Regions from separate parts of the Homo sapiens genome. Here region 2 is linked to region 1. A link is a loop called in an ENCODE intact Hi-C map of the cell type or tissue named here. Cell type or tissue: IMR-90. All regions are shown on one strand. Links, peaks and the distances in the headings refer to the core of each region. The heading gives the core; the rest is flanking DNA.

Region 1 (11,486 bases), core at 2,905-7,904:
CACCCCCTCCCCGAATAGCTAGAGTCAGTTTTAACTGACTCATGTCACGTTTAAACTTCAACCCACGTGACTTTTTCCTTCTCTGGACTTCCATTTCATTAGAGAATGGATCAGTGACTGAATCAGCAAATTTGGGTGATTCCCAGTGTCCTATGCTGTTAAAACATTAAGCTGATGATGACACTCCTCTGCTTAAAATGCTCCAAAAGCTTTCCATTTTCACCAGAATAAAAGGCAAATTCCTTCCCTTGGCCTCAAGGCCCTGCATGCTGGGCCTTGCTCACCTCTCCATTTTCCCCTTATGCCCACTCCCCTTTGCAATGCATCTTTTCAGGAACTGAAAGCAGTTTCTCATCTCAGACTTTGCACATGCTCTTCCTTTGCCTAGAACACCACTCCCTGGCTTTTCAATGGACTAATGTCACATCGTGAGAGAAGCCTACTCCAGATCCAAAATTAGCTTCATTAGGCTACATGACACATGCTCTTTTTGTGCCACTTATCACATATGCTTGTTTGTGTTTTTGCTGATTTAACATTTTTCTCCCTACATAGACTTCTGCTCCATGAGGAGAAGGGCCACATCTTATTACTAAATACCTAGGCCTACTATTATGCCTGGCCAATCAATCTTAGATATATTTTTCTAATTGTCTCATCTCTGCCCCTTGCAATTTTTAATTTTCCCCAATCAGTTTGCAAACTCTTTGTGTTTAAGGGACCAAGATTTCTACTTCTTGTCTTTTTACCACAGTACCTAGTACAGGGCTTATTCAATAATTGTGCCTACAGCTTGAGGAGAAATAGAGAAATACGCACCCCCCCAACCCCCAACAAAAAAAGTAGACATTTCCTGACAATTAGGTACAGAGACACGTGGGGCAAGTAAATTCATTCTCAGTAGAAATGAGTTCATAAGACCTATATAATGTACTCCCAAAGCCAAGATTTGGTAATAATGTAGTCCCCAAATACCTGAAAGTTGTGTTTAAAAATGCAGGTAAGGCTGTAACTGAAAAAACAAAACAAAATCCAAATACTGTTTTTACTATATAGAAAAGGGACCTTGAGGATCACAGCTCAGTGAGAAGATGTTCCTCTAATTTTGTAGTTATTCCATGTAGAATGTAATATAATTTTTTTTGAAAAACTTTAATTTTTAGAGCCCTTTTAGATTCACAGCAAAATTAAGCAGAAAACTTAGGGCAGTATCATATACTCTCTGCCCCACACACCCACAGCCTCCCCACTGCACCCACAGCTTCCCCCACCAGAGTGGCACATGTGTCACAGTCAGTGGAGCTACATTGACATGTCATTATCACCCAAGCCCATAGTTTACATTAGGGTTCCCTCTTGACGTACATTCTATGGGTCTGGACAAATGGACGTGTCCACCATTATGGTATCATGTGGAGTAGTTTCGCCGTCCCTAGAATCCTCTGTGCTCTTCCCTCCATCTCTCCATCCCTAACCCCTGGCAACTGTTGATCTTTTTACTGTCTCCATAGATTTGCCTTTTCCAGAATGTCATATAGTTAAAATCATGTGATATGTAGTCTTTTAAGATAAGCGTCTTTTGCTTAGTAATATGCATTTAAGTATCTTCTGTTGATATAATTTTTTGAAGCTATAAGATTATCTAACCCAGCATTTCTTAAATGTGTGTTTCATTGGAAGGTCACTGAGCCTCTAGGTGAAAAAGTGATTGACGGCCAATTAGGTTGGAAAACCTGACTACCCTTTCCTCCTTTGGGAGGGCCAAGTTCACGTTGGCATTATTAGCATCATTTAACCCACGGTTTGCCTCAGAGACTGTTCCAGAAAGAACTATTGATCACTTGCTACAGGACATGGTCCACGAAGCCCTTATCTAACCCAGTGCCTTATTTTTTATCCCCTTTTCTGTTTTGATTCCTGCCCAGACAGTGGCTCCCTTACATTATCTTTGACTATCCTGGTGGAAATAGTACCAGAAAGTACTTCATAAAGCGGTATTTTAGCAGTACCACATGTTCTGTGCCAAATTTATCTGTCCAAATGTTGCTGTGGTAACAACACAAACAGCCAAATACTAGATAACACAAACTGGCAGGGAGAACAAAAATTCCTTTTAATAAATTCATGGTTGCCTTAGACAAACCAAGCACATTCACGGTATGTTAATTTAAGGTTGTGTAGGAATTGTGAAGTGGTTAAAGACAGACTCACAAGTCTGAAAGTTTACCACTGACTGATGCTACTGGAATAGATTCATGCATATGTCTATTCATATTGCATGGTTGTTGGTCATTTGAGTACGTGTCAAACAAGCTAACACCGGAAACTGGCCAATATCTGCTAATTTTGTGCAAGTCTGATACCATATTGATATTTCTGCTCAAGTTTGGTAGCTGGTCCATTCCTCCTCTGTCGTCTGAAGTAGGAGCTCTTATCATGTCATCTATTAGCAGTTGCCCCAGTGGAAAATGTTCTGCTGTTCCATGCTCTGAGTACATCCTCTTCCTTCTGTCTGTGACATTCTTCTTCCTCTTGACTGAAAAACATTCATCCTTCAAGGCCCAACCTAGGTGTCTCTTTTTGGTGAACATTTGTGGGACTCCACCCTACCGTCTTCCACAGAACCTTCTGTGTAGAACCTTGTCTGATTTGTAATTATAGCTTTCATCTTTCTCATTGTTTCACAATTTCTTGTCATGCTAGAATGCAAATTTCTTAAGGATAATTACAACATCATATTTCTCTACCCCAGAAATCAGCCCCATCCCTGGCGCATAGTAGACATTTTATAAACATTTGTTCAGTGAATGAATGAAAGAATGGATAAATCAATCACTCAAGTATATAAGTCCTTAAAATCAGCAATTAATGTTGGGACTATGAAAAAACACAAGTCTTGTTGATTGCTTTTTAGGCTCAATAAGCATCAATTTGATGAGCTAATCCTTTCAAGTATAATACCCATAATTTAGATTTTTAGGTTTCCAACGAAATGATCGAAACAGGCACACACAACTAATTCTCCTCCTAGTAACAAAAGCTTGTTGTTTCACAGTCTTAGCTACAGCAAGGCATAAGTACACTTTTTTTTTTTTTTTTGGCTAATTAACTCCGTCTTCCCTCAAATGTTTAGGAGTTGTTTCTTAACATATAAAAATGACTTTATAAAGTTAAGCAAGAGTTGAGGTTTAGGGAAACAATATAGGCATTTGCTTTTCCTCTTTTTTACCATTAGCTATGTAAAATGTCTCTCAAATTTTCTGGGTTTCATTACAGTTCACTTTAGTGCAGAATACGGCATGAGATGGTAATAGAGCATCTTGTTCTGTTGAATAAAAGAGTTGAGGGAGAGAATGTTGAAGTTTTCCTGTATGCCTTTCTTTGCTCCTCCTTTGTTTTTTCTTTCCCTACAATAACACATAAGGCCCATCAGAGGAAGGCTGTTGTCTTGTTTGGTTCCTGCTATATTCCCAATACCTAGTCAGTGTCTGGTATATGGTCATTTCTTCAAAAATATGCTTAGAACAAATATGTGCTGACAGATGTGGTCAGAGTAGGAGAGAATAAGAACATGAATCACAGTAGTGACCCTGGAGAGAAATGGAAAACTGGGATGATGAGCAATCAGTGCAGATGTAGTGCTGACTGCCCTGGGAACTGATTAGATAGAGGGCACTGGGAAAGGAAGGAGTTAAAGTAACAGCGAAGTGTGGAGCCTGATGGATTGAAATGATGAGCAAAGAGAAATGAAGTTGGGAGCAAAGCTGTGATCTCTGATTTGGGTACGTTGAGTTTGAAGTTCCGGTGGGAGATAGCCACAAGACAATTAAAAAAGTGAAACTAGGTCCGGCGCGGTGGCTCACGCCTGTAATCCCAGCATTTTGGGAGGCCGAGGCGGGCAGATCATGAGTTCAAGAGATAGAGACCATCCTGGCCAACATGGTGAAACCTTGTCTCTACTAAAAATACAAAAATTAGCTGGGCGTAGTGGTGCACCTGTAGTCTCAGCTACTTGGGAGACTGAGGCAGGAGAATCGCTTGAACCCGAGAGGTGGAGGTTGCAGTGAGCCTAGATCCCGCCATTGTACTCCAGCCTGGTGACAGAGCGAGATTCCGTCTCAAAAAAAAAAAAAAAAGTTAAACTAGAGCTTAGAGTAGACGTCAGGAATGGATATACGGATACTATAGTCAAAATCATAAATGTGATAGATTGTGAAAATAAAGACAAAAAAAGACAGGGAGCCCCAGGTTATATCCTTGGAGGATACATACATTGTTGGGAGGCATGGGGAGACTAAAAACTAGAAGCATTATCAGAGGTGTGCAGGTCTAAGAATTAAAAATGGGAGAGGCTTTTAGGATGAGTACTTTGTCAACGGTGTTAAGGGCGGCAGAGAAGCTCATGGTGATTGTGTTAAAAAATGATTATAGAGTTTTGTGTTTAAAATATGTATATTTGTTTACTATGATGGTAGCAGGTTCCATAAAATAATGAGTAGTGGGCAGAATCTAGATTGCTAAAGGACCGTTCAATGCTTATCTAAGATACTTCATATTATTTTTTGTAGCTTATAATAGATGTTCAAGAAATACTTGTTTGGGAGTGAAATCAACATTCACATTCTTTTTAGAAGCAGCTATTTTTGTTTGGAGAGTACTTTCTGATACTGCCTCTGGAACAACTTTAATGAAAGTAGAGTCCAGCACTTACCTGAAGTTGTGATTATCTACAACCATCTGCAATGTGGTTCATCTCTAGTTTTCACTTGGAGCCTCACTGGATGTCAAGCTGCAGGCTGCTAAGAGCAATCAGCTGGGCAGGTAGAAAATTATGTGTATGTGAGTCTAAGTATATTTATATTGACCTGGTAGATGCCTAAATCTCAAAAGAATTTTAAAATTATGTCATGTTTTATGTAATGGAAAATTATCAATTTTATTTGTAAATTATTTCTGGAAGTTTGCTGAAAATAACATAAGCAGTGGCTTAGCCCATAGGCTTGGGGTTAGATGTGGGGGGTGCAGAGAAGAATCTGATTTACTGTGTAGCCTGTAGTTACTTGATTTCACCACTAGATGGTGATCTTGTATTAGCCTGGCAAGCTGCCCACTAACAAAGGGTGGCATACAGTCGACTGCAGGTGGTTGAAACCTATTACATTGACATAGAGAAGCTTTTTTGGTGTTGTGAAATGGTTGATACTTGAAGTAATAAAAATTAGGGAATGTTAGTGTCCTTCTGACTATACAGACTATGATGAACTGAGAACACTTGAGTACCTGGTTAGAAACCTACAGTGGGGGAAATGGGGAGAATACTGTCTTAGGAAGCACAAAATCTGCATTCTAGTTCACCTGTTGCTGCTTGTAGCATATTTGGGAAGTCATTTTCCTTCCAAGGGCTTCAGCTACTTCACCTGTAAAATGGGAGATGATGATATCTACCTTGTCAGCGGCTGTGCCAGTTTTCCCCAAGACCTTTTCCTGTTCTTTTAGTGGTGGGGAAAAAGAGGTGGAGGTGTAGTGTGTCTACAGTAGGAGAAGAAAGAAGGCACTGAGGAATCTTGGTTGGTCTTGGTCTACTTTTTTTCTAATTTTAACTTTCTTCCTTGGTCACGTGGATGGAGTCTTAGTAAAAGATCTTTCTCTCACTGGGAGAACCGGGAGTGAGAGTCTTTGCTACAGACTGAGAGTAGAGAAAGGAATAGAGGAAAAAACTGAAAGGGAAAATGTTCTATAAAGGCATTGTGGGGTGTGTGTGTGTCTGCATGTGTGTCTAGAGCCACAGAAAGGTGAAGTAGAAGATGTTCATTGTTGGGAATTCCATTATTATTATTGATTAGTTGAACCCCCTTAGTTGTCACTGAAGCCTCATAAAAAGCCATGATGATGGTCTTGTGTTCCAATTTTACAGTTGAGGGACATAAGGAGGGCTTATGATACATCTTTATTCAATGTTAAGGCCTTATTTTCAATCTGAGAGTCAATATAATAAATAATGGCAGTGGGTTTTATTTCATGCTTAATCAAAGGGCCTTGTATGAGGGACATCTTAGCCAGTTATGCAGAAATAAATTATTTGGCTTATAAATTGATACTATTTTACTAGGAGAAAATAATGTCCTTAGTGGGGTAAATTTCTTGGAGGCTCAAGTTATAACTGTTTTTCTCAGTTTTTCACAGGATGCTTTTCAAATGATAAATAGCCTTTGGCAGAGAAAAGGAATTTGATTCTGTCCTCTCTAATCCAGAAATTCCATAATGGAGCCACAGAAAGCGTCTTGCTCGGTTTCAGAGTAATTAGTGATTACCCAGAATTACTTGAAGGAACTGGATTGTATCCTTTCTGATAGGAGAAGCCATGAAAGACTTTATCCTAACCATTCTATATCTTCTTATTAGAATAGAATAGAATCAAAATAGATGAAGATTTGATCTTTCCTGGAAGGAAAGGAACAGCTAAAGAGAGACGGGAGTTTGAAAGCATATGCTGAGAGAAAAAAATGAATTAAATTATGGCAGGAACTGTACCCTATAGAGGATATGGTTTTGTGACTGTCTATTCACTCCTCTCATGAGTTTCTGCCTTTGAGAAATTTTCGTTGTTTTGTTTGTTTTGAGATAGGGTCTCACTTTGTTACTCGGGCTAGAAATAGACTACAGTGGCATGATCATAGCCCACTGTAACCTTGAACTCCTGAGCTCAGGTGATACTCCTCCTGCCTCAGTCTCCCAAGTAGCTGGGAATACAGACATGTACCACAACAACCAGCTAATTAAACATTTTTTTAAAAAAGACAGGGTCTTCCTATGTTGCCCAGGCTGGTCTTGAATTCCTGGCCTCAAGCAATCCTCTCTCCTCGGCCTCCCAAAGTGCTGGGATTATAGGCATGAACCACTGTGCCTGCCCTGAGAAATGGCTAAAAGTAGTCAAATATTCTCTCTAAAGTACTCCTGGTGAACTTTGATCAAACTCAATTGATTCTGAAACTCTCTCTTTGGTTTGACGATGGTCAGGAAAGCTGTGTAGGCTGAGTTCAGCTAGAACATACTTAGCTCTGTACTTAGCCAAGATAAACTTTTTAAAATAAATTGTAAGAGATAGGGTATTAATGACAAAGTTTTTGTTATGTAGCCTTACTATTTTTGGAGTCCCACATGGCTCAAGTCTTTGCAAATTGTTGGTTTTCTTTTCTGAACCCAACAATGGAGAACAGCAGCAGGGAAAACGCTGGCAGATCTCAACCATTTTTATTAGCTAACATGAAAATGTGAGAACTCTTAGGAAGATGAATGTGTTTGGCTGCCAGGCTGGGAGAAACGACAGCCTGGAGAGGAGGAAAGCCAGAGACATCCGGGTGGCAGAAAGCTTTCTAGTGTTTCCTTTCTTTTCCCCACAGTACTCTGGGTGACCGGTTGCCTAGATCTATGGGCAGGAAAGCAACAGAATCAGGCAGAAGTGGCAGGGTAACATCAGGGCAGCTCTGGAGTCAAAATGTGAAGCTAGTAGTGACAACACCTGGATGTCCCCTGAGCATTCTTGCCTTCTCCTTCCACCAAGTGGAGTAGGAAATTACACAGGCTTTTTGTTCTTAAGAACACGCCTGGTGATGAGAGGCCAGAGAGTGTTTGGTGGAGTGGTGGTGGGGTTTGGAGGATGGCTGAATTCATGTTGCAACCTTTGAGACTTTCTGCCTTGAAGACCATCCTCCTCCAACTCACATAGAGAAAAGGGCAAGGCCTAAGTGTTTACCCCTCTCCCACATAGACATCATTTGCAAAAGCAGTCAATAGTCTAAAGAAATAAAAGATGAGCTTACGAGGAAAAATGGTAAGATGTGAATAGTAAGAGTTCCGTGAAAGTAATTTAACAAAATAAATAAGCTAAACCAGAGGAAACAGAATGGACAATAATTTAAAAAAAAGAAGGTGTAGTAATTATCCTTAGAAACATAAAGGAGACTCTTGAAACAAACAGGGAGAAGAAAATATGAAGAACAAATTGGAGATATTGAGGGTCTAAACATAATTGCTGAGATTGCTCAATAGATGGGCCACATATCAGAATGCATACAGCAAAATAATATATCAGTAGACTGAAATATTGAGGCCGGGAACTTCCTCAGAAGACATTGGAAAAGGATAAAGAGATAGAAAGAATGCAAGTCAACAAATATGGAGGACTGAAGTTGAAGTGTAAGTATCCTTCCAAGAGCATCGTGTAGGAAGAAAAATAGACCTCAAATGGAAAGGACACAGAGTGCTGAACAGGAGAGGTGACCTCCTCACATAGAAATGTTCTACAGTAACATTAAAGAATATTAAAAATAGAACATTCTAAAAGGCTTCAAGATAAAAAGCATATTACCCAAAAGGAACATGAAAATTAGATTACAATCATAGTTTTCAGCAGCTACATTAGATGTGGGAAAGCAATGAGTTAATATCTTCAAAGTGTTGAAGAAGAAAAGAAGACAGTAAAACTAAAATTTCATGATGGGCCAAATTATTACTATAATGTGAAATTGAAATACACATAATTACTATCATTTTGAAAGAACTCCTGGAGTTAAGTGAATTAAGTGAATTTTGGATGAAGCAATTAAATCCAATTAAATCCAAAAGGATGCAATGACTCCAGGAGGAAAGGTGAATAAATAATGAACAAACACAGAATGCACATTATTTTGAGTACACAAAGATTTATTTTTAAAAATTAACCATGAAATTATCCCACAAAAGATTTATCATTGAATCCAAAAAGTCAGCCTCAGACCCGTTTTTCAACTATAAGGAAACAGTTCAACAATCAGAAATAATTAAAAGCAACTTATATATTTATTGGCATTTCTTAAAGAATGGTGCAATGGTCATTCTCATATGTGTCTTCTTGTGCATAAGACTAAGTCTTCCTTGGGGCATATTCCCAGAAGTGAATATTCTAAGTCTTCCTTGGGGCATATTTGGCCAGAGTGCAGTGGTGCGATCTCGGCTCACTGCAACCTTGCAACCTCCACCTCTTGGGTTCAAGCAATTCTTCTGCCTCAGCCTCCCGAGTAGCTGGGATTACAGGCACACACCACCACACCCAGGTAATTTTTGTATTTTTAGTAGAGATGGGGTTTCACCATGTTGGCCAGGATGGTCTTGACCTCTTGACCTTTTGATCTGCCCACCTTGGCCTCCCAAAGTGCTGGGATTACAGGCATGAGCCGCCACCGTGCCCAGCCGATAAGCGCATTTTTACTATAGCCAAATTGATCTCTAAAGTTCTATAAATCCCTACCCATGAAGTAAAGTTTGGAATTTCATTGAATTGTATTGAATTTATACATTCATTTGGGAATGAATTGATACATTTGTAGTATTGAAAATTCACATTGATGAACGTAATTTATCTCCTCGTTTACTTAGGCCTTCTCTCAATAAGTTTTACGTTTTCTTGTGAAAGTCTTGTCCTTATTGTATGTACTCTTGGGTACCTTACAGTTATTGCTATTGTGAGGATTTTTTTCCCTTTTTCTACTATATTTTCTAATTGTTACTAAAGGAACACAGTTAGATTTCTTTTGTGGACTTAAAATAAGTTGAGGTATAATTTACATACAACAAAATGCATAGATATTAAGTGTTCATTTGATCGGTTTGATAATTCTTTACATCTGTGTAACTGCCACACAAAACATAGACTATTTCCGTTATTATAGACAGTGCTCCTTTTCAGTCAACCCTCTATCCCTGAGATGACTGCTTTTGGACTTATATCATTGTGCATCAGTTTTTCCTGTTCTTGAACTTTATATATATGGAAAAATACAGTATTTACTCTTTGGCTCTGCCTTCATTCACTTAATATAGTGTTTTTGAGATTGAGTCATCATTATGTGCTGTATATCAGTAATTTATTCATTTTTTATGGCCGAGCAGTATTCCATGGTACAAATATACCACAATTTATTTATCTATTCACCTTTTGATGGACATTTGGGTGCTTTTCCAGTTTTTGGTTTTTATGAATAAGGCTGCTGTATACCTTTTTGTTATGTACATTCAAAATTTCTCTTGTGTAAGTAACTAGAAGAGGAGCTGCTGGGTCCTAAAGTAGATGTGTTTGCCCTCCCTTATTTGTTGGGTTATCTTTCTATTGTTTATTTGCAGGAGTTCTTTATGTATTCTGGATATGAGTCCTGGGTTAGAGGTGTCTTAAGTGTTTTTTCACAGGTTTGCCCTGCCTTTTCATTTTCTTAATGTGTCTTTTGATGAACAGAAATGTTTAAACTTGATCAAGCCCAATTTATCAATTTTTTATATATTAATGCTTTTTGAGTTCTGACTAGGAAATCTTGGCTTGCTATAAACTTGTAAAGACAGTTTTACAGAAAAGTTTTATAGTTTTAGCTTTCAGAAGCTAAAAGATCTATTTCTATCTTTATTGTGTTTTCATTCAGTCATTGCCATTTCATTTTTAGCATATATTCCTAACTAAAATATTTTGTCTACATCTAAAGTTATTATATCTCTTTCCTTATCCAAAGCATCACAAGGCCTTATATCCTTATCTCTTATAGTCCCCATTTCCCTATGGCTTTACTTTTCTTCGCAGGTCTGGGGTGGACAGCTCTTGCAGTCATTGCCTTCTGGAAAACCATCTCTGTCCTTGCATTTGAACAATGTTGGCAGAAAGGGTCACAGTTGTGCCCTCTGGGGTTACAGCTGCATTTTGCTAAGCTGATTTCTGTTGATAATCATGCCTTGCTGCTGGGTCCTCTGTGACTGACTGTCAGACAGGGGCTCACACTGGGCTCTGGCGCAGGAGGAGTGTGAGTCACGTGACATGGCTGGGTTGCTGTTTAATGCTCCTTCATTTCCTTTTGGCTGTTTCTTCTCCTTAAGCACCCACGTCCCCAAAGCTTTAATGCTGCCCGTCTGGCTGCCTAGTAAGCACTGATTCCACATGGATTCACTCTGGCTCCCCAGTGCCCTGACTCTTCCAGCTGCATCACACAAGCGCTGTGTGCACCCATTCCCTAAGGGTAAAGTGATGTGGTGGAAGGAGCTCAGCTAATTAAATCCCATTAGTTAGAGACTGTTCCCAACAACATTTGTATTCCAGCTGGACCCATATTCATGATGTTTGGGCAGTTTCTGACATTCTTTCACATACTCCAACTCACACATTCTTTCCAAAACAGGGTGAAGGGTAGAGTTCAAACTTCAAGCTAGTTCAAACTAGGACTTTGGACATGTTTCACGCTCTTTCCACCATCATGCATCTGATTGATAGGATGGGGATTTCAGGTGTTGTGAGGTACTGATATGAAGGTGATATGAAGGAGATTGTTTTTTGTTCTTTTTTTTTTTTTTTCATTTTATGGAGTCTTTCTGTCGTTGCCCAGGCTGGAGTGCAACGGTATGATCTCAACTCACTACAACCTCTGCCTCCTGGGTTCCAGCAATTCCCCTGCCTCAGCCTCCTGAGCAGCTGA
Region 2 (11,486 bases), core at 3,507-8,506, 300 kb after region 1:
ATTCTCTTCCTGAAGCAACAAGGAAAGTTGCACATTTAAATCCTGCAGCTACAAAGTGGTGGAATCTGAGACCTCATTGATCTAGTGTGTGAGCAAAAAATAAACATTTGATGTGTGTTGGTGTGTTGGTGTGTTGTGCTGCTGGGATTTTGAAGTGAATCTGTTACTACACATAACTTAGCCTCTTTAAACTAGTACATCAACCAAAGTGGATGAACTCACCAATTCCTGCACCACATTGTGCTTTCCCTTATTCTTAACTTTGCCTTTGTGCTTTCCCTTATTCTTACCTTTGCCTTCGTGTATCTCTCCATTGGGAATATCTTTCTCTGAATGATCAATTCCTCCATCCCTCCATTGCCTTATTCTAATTATTGGCATATTACTCACCCTTCCAGAACCATCTCTAATGTTAATCATGTCTAGATGCTTGCCAATCAGATGTAATTTAACTTTCTTCTAATCATGAGGAGGCTTGATAGTCACCTTTTTTATTGCTATTCACAAATTCTGTCTCATCCTATACTTATTGGTATACTTACTTTTCCTCTCTGTTAGAAAGCAGGCCCTTCAGAGGGCCTGAATTATACTTACATGTCACACCTGCACAGCCCTTTGTATCTAAGTTTTCTGGAAAATATTTACAAAACTGAGTTGAAGACTCAGAGTGTGCAATATAATTTTCAAAAATTCTATCATAGTAGCTAAAAGAAATTATGTTTTGATATTTAGAGAACATCTATATGATGATTTTTGCAGAGTTTTTACTTTCCTGTTTCTTTTCTATTTTCATGATGAAATGGTGAACTCTTTTTTCACTATTTTCTTCTCTGGGCCTAGCACATTGCTTGGCACAAAATCAAATACTAGATAACTTGTGGGTGAATAAAGAAAGATTCAGTACATAAAACATTACTATATTAAAAATTGAGTTAGCTAAGACTTAATTGCTTACAAGACCTCTATAGCTGGAAAAAGCATTTAATATATAAGAGTTTTTAGAGGTAACAGTGACTTCAGAATAAGAAAAATGAAAACTAAATTTAGAAGTAGGTGTTATATTTCATAAAATATTCTCATATATGTTATCTCAGTTGATTGTTGTTCTCATTGTCTGCAGTAAACAGATATTATCCCTACTTTACAGATGAAAAAACAATCACAGCAAAGTTAAGTGACTTGCATAAGGTCAAACAGCTGCTTAAAAACTTTCTCAGGTCTTAATTCCTGGTCCACAGCTCTGTATTCTACGTTATTACCTTTTTCTAAGTTCAAGACAAGGAACACCTTTAGGATCATCATTTTGCTTGTGTAATGTGTTATCTTGGCAGCAGCAGCTAGGTAAGTAGTGTAGCTGAAGAAGGCATACATGTACACACACACACACATACACACAAACATAATTATACAAGCGTCCTCCAGTCTGGGCCAAAATAGAATTAATCCTGTGTTCACTGCTGGTGAATGCTGAAATCTTCCATCTCAGTGTTGTGTTTAAGTCCATATACACACTCTGTAATTGAATGTCAGGAAATATGAAAATATATTGTTTTATTGCTACTGTTCATTGATTTATCGAAGTGATTTATTGACGATGGACATGCAGTACAACAAATCATTTTGCTGACACCATCAGCTGCCTTAACTAGGTTGTCAGCTCACGACATTAAAGGTAATGGATAGTGATTATTTTACAGTAATGGGTTTAATCAGCACTTTGAATGACTTAGCAGTCATGTCAGAGGAGAGCCAACTTATCATTTATCATGGCAGCATTTTGTTTACCAATATCATCTATAATTCATTTGATTGTTAACAATCATCAGCAAGTACCTCTCAGGCAAACTTATATCAGAGATGGAAATCTGCGCAGCTGCAGCATGCTAAGTTACCCCAAGGGGCTGCCTGAGCAGACACAGGTGGGGAGGCATGCTGTTACCCTGGCCCGAGAGAGGTGGTTTCCAGCAACTGGGCTTTTAATCTTCTCACAGTGGGTTGGATTCTTTATGTTTCCATCTCTTCAACCCCCTGATTCCATAGGATCTTCAGTAACCCAGAAAGGTTTCAGGTAAAAAATCTATGAAGGTAGGAAAATGAGAGGCACAAGATCTTGTGTTAAGCTTGAGTCAGCTTAACATAGCTAAATACATCATCTTGGCTCTGCTACTTGTCACAGTAGAAGCCTGAGCTGATCCACTACTGAAGTATCAGACATGTCTGGGGAGGTTTGATGACCCAATGGGACAGACATAGCAGGAGTCTATTTTCATAAAAGATTGTACAGCTTCCTACAGGAAAGCTCAACAAAATGCTAGGACATTCTTTTTGCCCTTTGAGCACCTGAAATTTATCTCTAGAGGGTAAAAAGCACATGCATACATCATTTTAAATATAATTTTAGTGATTTTGCAAGCTCTCTAAAGTCTAGCCCTAGGCAGTAAAATAAAGTAATTAGGAGCTTGGATTCTGGAGGAAAGCACACTTGAATAGAACATCTGCTTCGCCCATTGCCAGTTTTGAGACCTTGGGCAAGTGACTAAACACATTTCAGTTTCATTCATTCACAGCAATAATAATATTACCTTTGTCAAGGGTGCCTATGAATATTAAATGAATTAATGTTGGTGAAGTGCTTAATGTCATGCCTACACAGAATAAGTGCTCAAAGATTAGTTTTTATTATTGCTATTTTTTAACTTATGAATTCAGTCTTACAGCACCTGTCTTTACAGAAGAGAGAATCAGAAAGCCAAATTAAGGTGGAAACAAAGCCTTAGTTGTATGAATCCCTTATTGTGTTTTAGTCCTGTTTGTCTATTCATTTTCAGACACAATGCCAGCAAGAGACAGAGGGAGGAAAACAGGAGCCATAAATAAGAAGCTGAAAGAAAGAGCTGTTCTGCTAAATCTTGGTGGTGGGCTGCAATATAAGTTACACTATCTTGCTTTTCTCTATAACATAAGAAAGCACTACACGGCACATAGCTTTGGCATCTTAAAAGTCCCAGGGCATCAATGCGGGTAGAATGCCCAGGGGGAGATGACAATACCAATAGGAGGGGCAGCAATGCCTAACACAAGCAGCATGCTCAGCAGAAACAGCAGTGGGAACCACAAAAGCTATAGGACCTGGACGTGCCATGGACCCAGATGTATATAAAGCATGAATGAGTAATTCAAATAGCTGATTGAGAGAGGGAGAAGAGGAACAGAGGAACCATGCAGTGGCTAACAGGACCGTCTGACTTTAAGCATTAGTGGAATATCCCCTGAGGGCTTCCAGAAATTATTTTATTTGGGGGCAAGCATATGTCACCAGAGGCTGGAGACCTAAACTAAACTATCAGGGTAGGGATAAAAGCCAGAGAAGCACTGCTCTACAGTCATTAGCAACTTGTCTTTGGCAGAGCCATTTATCCTCTCTTGTCATCATTTTTTTTCTCCTCCGTAAACTGAGAGTATTAGTATTAGACAGGATGTGTAGACACCAGTGGGTAAGGGGTCGGTAGAAATACATCAGAATCCTCCTATAGTCTTTTTCAAAATACATATAGTTGTGGTCCTCAACAAATCTTATCAAATCCCTGGTCGGGGTTTGGTAGATGTTGGATGGGATGAAGTTGGGAGAGTTGCACTGGGGTGTGTGTTTGTGTGTGTGTGTACTGGGGTGATGGTATGTATATTTAAACTCCCTGTTATTCTCATTGATATTTCTACTTCTGATAACCGTAGATTAAACCATCTCTGATTTACTTTCAGTCCTGTGATTCTATACATTTTTGATATGTTAATTAAATTCTAATAGTTATATTTAGTTTCCTTTCATAGATCTTTTCTTAGTTCTTTGCCTGGTCCAACCATCCCTGGTCATGGAGTAAGCAAGCCCCTCTAAGTTAGGTACTATAGGAGAGACATTAGAAAAGGGGAGCACTCTCAAGTAGTTTAAGAAATGAGTACAAATATTATAATAATAACTTTCATTGATTGCAACGTGATAAACACTGTTCAAAGTGCTTTTAATGTATGAATTTATTTAATCTTCACAACATACTTATGAGGTAGGTTTGGTTATTATTCCTGCTTTATAGATGAAAAAAATTCAAGCACTAGGAAGTCAAACAATTTGCCCAATGTCAACCAGCTAGAGAGTGCTAAAGCCATTCTTTTAACTCAGGCATCTGATTCCGGGGACTGGGCTGTTAACCCTTTCTCTACAGGGCTTGAGAATGATTAACACATAAACAAACAGCTAGGGGAGAATGACTCACACAGTGCACTCCTCTCAGATGACAACTGGCACACAGGCGGGTAAGAAACCCTTTCTGAACCTCACTCATGTGGGTAACCGAAAGACTAATATTGTCCCTATTGGAATTGACAATTAAGATGTGCAGCCAACTTCTTTACTTGGCATGTTATGCAGTATATGCACAAATCATACTCTCTTTGGTGCTGAAGGGAGAAGGGAAGTGTGGAGACAGGCTGGCCTGGGAATCACAAAGGTGATATTCCAAACATTGGAGCCTGAAGCACTGAAGACAACTTTGCCTACTTCACAACGTAACTGGGGACAGGCTCTACTTTTGAACCTGACCAACTCCTTTTGGCCTGGATAAGCAGTCTTTTTTGTGAGATGGAGTCTTGCTCTGTCGCCCAGCCTGGAGTGTAGTGACACTATCTCCGCTCACTGCAAGCTCTGCCTCCCAGGTTCATGCCATTCTCCTGCCTCAGCCTCCCAAGTAGCTGGGACTACAGGTGCCCACCACCACACCCGGCTAATTTTTTGTATTTTTTAGTAGAGACAGGGTTCACTGTGTTAACCAGGATGGTCTCTATCTCCTGACCTCATGATCCGCCCGCCCTGACCCCCCAAAGTGCTGGGATTACAGGCATGAGCCACCACGCCCGGCCCAAGCAGTCTTTTATCTATACAAATCCCAGGGAAAGAGGATAATGTCCAGGAAAAGAGGGACTGTTGAGAATGGCCACCATGATGATGAGATTACAATCACATTCCTGTGGCATGATCAGGAATCAAACAGGCACTGACCCCTGAAGGAGTGGCATCTTATGAACCCTGGAATAGTGGCAGGGATTTTTAAAAAAAGAAAAGACTTAAATCCTGGTAGAAGAAAGTGATGATGCAGCTTGCCTAATAGCATGCACTTTATTAGCTAAACATTTCTTTCCACCTATTTCATCATCTGCAAAAAGCTAGGAAATATTCAGATTTAAACAACTGGTGTGAAAAAGAGAAACCAATAAAGGAAACTTTTATTGCTTTTGAAATAACCCCATTTACTTATACCTCCATAATGCAACAGTAGTTGTCTGTCTCCGCTCTGGCTCCAGGAAATATTAACTTGAAAGTCTTCTCTCTGCCAAAACCATCTTTTCTCATCTCCGGGTGATAAGCAGGATACTCAGGAAGGAGGTAGAGGAGAATAAGGGGTCTTCAAAATGAATTTGTACACAACAAGCAAAAGCTGCTAGTGCAGAGATATTTCCTCATTTACTAAAACTTCTTCCTGCCACATGCCCCTCACAGGACTCCAAAATGAGGATATGCCTGCTCAAATACCAGTACATTCCACTTGGAAGGAGAGTCCCTTGCCAAAAGTGATGTCACAGCTCAGAAGAAATGAGAAGTGCTCATAATCAGGAAGTATATACCACTTTCTCTCCTGCTGCAAGGGAAAGGATGGAAGCTGGGTGTATTAGTCCCTACTCATGATGCTAATAAAGACATACCCAAGACTGGGTAATTTATAAAGGAAAGAGGTTTATTGGTCTCACAGCTGGGGGTGCCTCACAATCATGGTGGAAGATGAAGGAAGAGCAAAAGCACTTCTTACATGGCAGCAGACAAGACAGCATGTGTACGGAAACTGCCCTTTATAAAACCATCAGGTCTCATGATACTTATACACTATCAGAAAACACCACGGGAAAAACCCACCCCCATGATTCAGTTACCTCCCACTGGATCCCTCCCATGACACATGTGGATTATGGGAGCTACAATTCAAGATGATATTTGGGTGGGGACACAGCCAAATCATATCACTGGGATTGCTCTTTTTCTCTGAAAATCCAAATGCTTGATTTATTAAAATTTGAAGAAATTTAAATAATCAAAGTTTTCTGCTCAAGTGCTAAACATGAAGCTCAGAGCTTTTGAGAGATTTCAAATATTCAATTAATCACTGTTTTATTGAGGGCCTGCACATACATAAGATAAGCCACAACATAACCAAATGATCAAACAGACTGTACAAAGAGGAGATATTAGTGTTGGCTAAACAAGCCTTTAGAACAAAGTGGGCCTTGAGGAAATGATTGACCACAAAAGGGGTGAGGACAATCAAGAAGACAAAAACTGCATCAGCAAAACTTTGAAGATGGAATATTATTGAAAAATGAGGTCATCCCCATGAGGATAACTTGATTTGGCTACAAGTGTGTGTATATAAATTACTGCCTAAAAGTATGTTAATATTACTGTAATTTTTGATGAATATCACATGAGTCATATCTAATTTTCAGTCCTTCAAAATTAACTGGATGGGTGCAATTTAGCAAAGTTGTGACAAAATAGTAATGGCAGTGTTGCAAATTTCCTTTCTAATGAATGAGGGCGTGACCAATGTCTCCATATGGTACTTTTGCTATCAAACGTGCATTGTTTAGACATTTTAACAATTGGACCATTCTACATTTTGGACAGGATATGTTAACAGACAACTTTTTCTGAACTAACTTTAAATGTTTAATAGAAACAATGCATCCTATATATGCTCATTGTAGATTTTTAAATTCAGATTTTAAAAATGAAGAAAAAAGGTTAGACGAATTGCTAACTAGAACAACCAGTGCAGAGAAGAACATAAATGACCTGATGGAGTTGAAAAACAGAGCATGAGAACTTCATGAAGCATACACAAGCTTCAATAGCCAAATCAATCATGCAGAAGAAAGGATATCAGTGATTGAAGATCAACTCAATGAAATAAAGTGAGAAGACAAGGTGAGAGAAAAAAGAGTGAAAAGAAATGAACAAAGCCTCCAAGAAATATGGGACTATGTGAAAAGACCAAATCTACATTTGACTGGTGTACCTGAAAGTGATGGGGAGAATGGAACCAAGTTGGAAAACACTCTTCAGGGTATTATCCAGGAGAACTTCCTCAACCAAGCAAGGCAAGCCAACATTCACATTCAGGAAATACAGAGAACACCACAAAGATATTCCTCAAGAAGAGCAACCTGAACATGCATAATCATCAGATTCACCAAGGCTGAAATGAAGGAAAAAATGTTAAGGGCAGCCAGAGAGAAAGGTCGATTGCCCACAAAGGGAAGCCCACCAGACTAAGAGTGGATCTCTCAGCAGAAACTCTAGAAGCAAGTAGAGAGTGGGAGCCCATATTCAACATTCTTAAAGAAAAGAATTTTCAACCTAGAATTTCACATCCAGCCATACTTAGCTTCATAAGTGAAGGAGAAATAAAATCCCTTACAGACAAGCAAATGCTGAGAGATTTTGTCACCACCGGGCCTGCTTTACAAGAGCTCCTGAAGGAAGCACTAAACATGGAAAGGAAAAACTGGTACCAGCCATCACAAAAACATGCCAAATTGTAAAGACTATTGATGCTATGAAGAAACTGCATAAACTAATGGGCAAAATAACCAGCTAGCATCATAATGATGGCATCAAATTAACACATAATAATATTAACCTTAAATGTAAATGGGCTAAATACCCCAATTAAAAGACAGAGACTGGCAAATAGCATGAAGAGTCAAGACCTAGCAGTGTGCTGTATTCAGAAGACCCATCTCACATGCAAAGAAACACATAGGCTCAAAATAAAGGGATGGAGGAAGACTTACCAAGCAAAAGGAAGGAAAAAAAAAAAAAAAAAAAGCAGGGGTTGCAATCCTAATCTCTGAAAAAACAGACTTTAAACCAACAAATATCAAAAGAGACAAAGAAGGCAATTACATAATGGTAAAGGGATCACTGCAATGAGAAGAGTTAACTATCCTAAATATATATGAACCCAATACAGGAGCACCCAGTTAGAGACCTACAAAGAGACTTAGACTCCCACACAATAATAGTGGGAGACTTTAACACCACACTGTCAATATTAGATCAAAGAGACAGAAAATAACAAGGATATCCAGGACTTGAACTCAGCTCTGGACCAAGCAGACCTAATAGAAGTCTACAGAACTCTCCACCCCAAATCAATAGAATATACATTTTTCTCAGCACCACATCACACTTATTACTAAAATTGACCAAATAATTGGAAGTAAAACACTCCTCAGCAACTGTAAAAGAACAGAAATCACAAAAAACTGTCTCTTAGACCACAGTGCAATCAAATTAGAACTCAGGATTAAGAAACTCACTCAAGACCGTACAGCTACACGGAAACTGAACAACCTGCTCCTGAATGACTACTGGGTAAATAACGAGAGGAAGGCAGAAATAAAGATGTTCTTTGAAACCACTGAGAACAAAGACACAACGTTCTTTGTGTCTGGGACACAAAGAATCTCTGGGCCACACTTAAAGCAGTGCATAAAGGGAAATTTATAGCACCAAATGCCCACAAGAGAAAGCAGGAAAGATCTAAAATCGACACCCTAATGTCACATTTAGAAGAAATAGAGAAACAAGAGCAAACAAATTCAAAAGCTAGCAGAAGATACGAAATAACTAAGATCACAGCAGAACTGAAGGAGATAGAGACACAAAAATCCCTTCAAAACATCAATGAGTCCAGGAGCTGGTTTTTTGAAAGATCAACAAAATAGACTGCTAGCAAGACTAATAAATGAGAAAAGAGAGAAAAGTCAAATAGACGCAATAAAAAATGGTAAAGGAGATACCACCACCCATCCCACAGAAATACAAACTACCATCAGAGAATACTGTAAACACCTCTACACAAATCAACTAGAAAATCTAGAAGAAATGGATAAATTCCTGGACACATACACCCTCCCAAGACTAAACCAGGAAGAAGTGGAATCTCTGAATAGACCAATAGCAGGTTCTGAAATCAAGGCAATAATTAATAGCCTACTGACTAAAAAAAGTTCAGGACCAGACAGATTCACAGCAGAATTCTACCAGAGGTACAAAGAGGAGCTGGTACCATTCCTTCTGAAACTATTCCAAACAATAGAAAAAGAGGAATCCTCCCTAACTCATTTTATGAGGCCAGCATCATCCTGATACCAAAACCTGGCAGAGACACACAAAAAAGAAAATTTTAGGCCAATATTCCTGATGAACATTGATGAGAAAATCCTCAGTAAAATAATGGCAAAACAAATCCAGCAGCACATCAAAAACCTTATCCACCATGATCAAGCGGGCTTCATCCCTGGGATGCAAGGCTGGTTCAACATATGCAAATCAATAAACATAATCCATCACATAAACAGAACCAATGAAAAAAGCCACACAATTATCTCAATAAATACAGAAAAGGCCTTCGACAAAATTCAACCACAGCCCTTCATGCTAAAACCTCTCAATAAACTAGGTATTGATGGAACATATCTCAAAATAGTAAGAGCTATTTATGACAAACACACAGCCAATATCATACTGAGTGGGCAAAAACTGGAAACATTCCCTTTGAAAACTGGCACAAGACAAGGATGGCCTCTCTCACCACTCCTATTCAACATAGTGTTGGAAGTTCTGTCCAGGCCAATCAGGCAAGAGAAAGAAAGAAAGGTATTCAATTAGGAAAAGAGGAAGTCAAATTGTCTCTGTTTGCAGATGGCATGATTGTATATTTAGAAAACCCCATTGTCTCAGCCCAATATCTCCTTAAGCTGATAAGCAACTTCAGCAAAGTCTCAGGATACAAAATCAGTGTGCAAAAATCACAAGCATTTATACACACCAATAACAGACAAACAAAGAGCCAAATCATGAGTGAACTCCCATTCACAATTGCTACAAAGATAATAAAATACCTAGGAATCCAACTTATAAGGGATGTGAAGGACCTCTTCAAGGAGAACTACAAACCACTGCTCAATGAAATAAAAGAGGACACAAGCAAATGGAAAAATATTCCATGCTCATGGATAGGAAGAATCAATATCTGGATAATGGCCATACTGCCCAAAGTAATTTATAGATTCAGTGCTTTCCCCATCAATCTACCACTGACTTTCTTGACAGAATTGGAAAACCCTACTTTAAAGTTCATATGGAACCAAAAAAGAGCCCGCATTGCCAAGACAATCCTAAGCAAAAAAGAACAAAGCTGGAGGAATCATGCTAGCTGACTGAATTCAAACTATACTACAAGGCTACAGTAACCAAACAGCATGGTACCGGTACCAAAACAGATATATAGACTGATGGAACAGAACAGAGGCCTCAGAAATAACACCACAGATCTACAACCATCTGATCTTTGACAAACCTGACAAAATAAAAAATGGGGAAAGGATTCCCTATTTAATAAATGGTGCTGGCAAAACTGGCTAGCCATATGTAGAAAGCTGAAACTGGATCCCTTCTTTACACCTTATCCAAAAATTGACTTCAGATGGATTAAAGACTTAAATATAAGACTAAAACCATAAAAACCCTAGAAGAAAACCTAGGCAATACCATTCAGGACATAGGCATGGGCAAAGACTTCATGACGGAAACACCAAACAATGGCAACAAAAGCCAAAATAGACATGGGATCTAATTAAACTAAAGAGCTTCTGCACAGCAAAAGAAACTATCAGCAGAGTGAACAGGCAACCTACAGATTGGGAAAAAAGTTTTGCAATCTATCCATCTGACAAAGGGCTAATATCCGTAATCTACAAGGAACTTAAACAAAATTAGAAGGAAAAAACAACCCCATAAAAAAATGGGTGAAGGATATGAACAGACACTTCTCAAAAGAAGACATTTATGCAGCCAATGAACTTACGAAAAAATGCTCATCATCACTGTTCATTAGAGGAATGCAAATCAAAACCACAGTGAGATACTATCTCATGCCAGTTAGAATGGTGATCATTAAAAATCAGGAAACAACCGATGCTGGAGAGCATGTGGAGAAATAGGAATTCTTTTACACAGTTGGTGGGAGTGTAAAGTAGTTCAACTATTGTGGAAGACAGTGTGGCGATTCCTCAAGGATCTTGAACTAGAAATACCATTTGACCCAGCAATCCCATTACTGGGTATAAACCCAAAGGATTATAAATCATTCTACTATAAAGACACATGCACATGTATGTTTATTGCAGCACTGTGCACAATAGCAAAGACTTGGAATCAACCCAAATGCCCATCAGTGATAGATTGGATAAAGAAAACGTGGCATATATACACCATGGAATACTATGCAGCCATAAAAAGGATGAGTTCATGTCTTTTGCAGGGACGTGGATGAAGCTGGAAACCATCATTCTCAGCAGAGTAACACAAGAAGAGA

The links. Hi-C counts contacts between places; a loop is a spot of excess contacts. Peaks named below come from ENCODE experiments on the same cell type or tissue, not always from the same donor. Only the 100,000 strongest peaks of a DNase experiment are listed, where the experiment ranks them.
Region 2: it touches region 1 in a loop (2.9-fold over the local background); 3 of 110 quality-filtered maps call a loop at or near these places.

What each region holds. Positions count from the first base shown.
Region 1 is chr2:48,941,585-48,953,070 of GRCh38, forward strand. No RefSeq gene overlaps it. Among named protein-coding and RNA genes, the nearest start is that of MIR548BA, 110 kb to the right of the region's middle. In IMR-90, for the core only: a CTCF peak has its summit at 5,074 (motif pointing right); no DNase peak of the experiment used is centred there.
Region 2 is chr2:49,236,578-49,248,063 of GRCh38, forward strand. No RefSeq gene overlaps it. Among named protein-coding and RNA genes, the nearest start is that of FSHR, 88 kb to the left of the region's middle. In IMR-90, for the core only: no CTCF peak of the experiment used is centred there; no DNase peak of the experiment used is centred there; H3K27ac peaks cover 565 bases.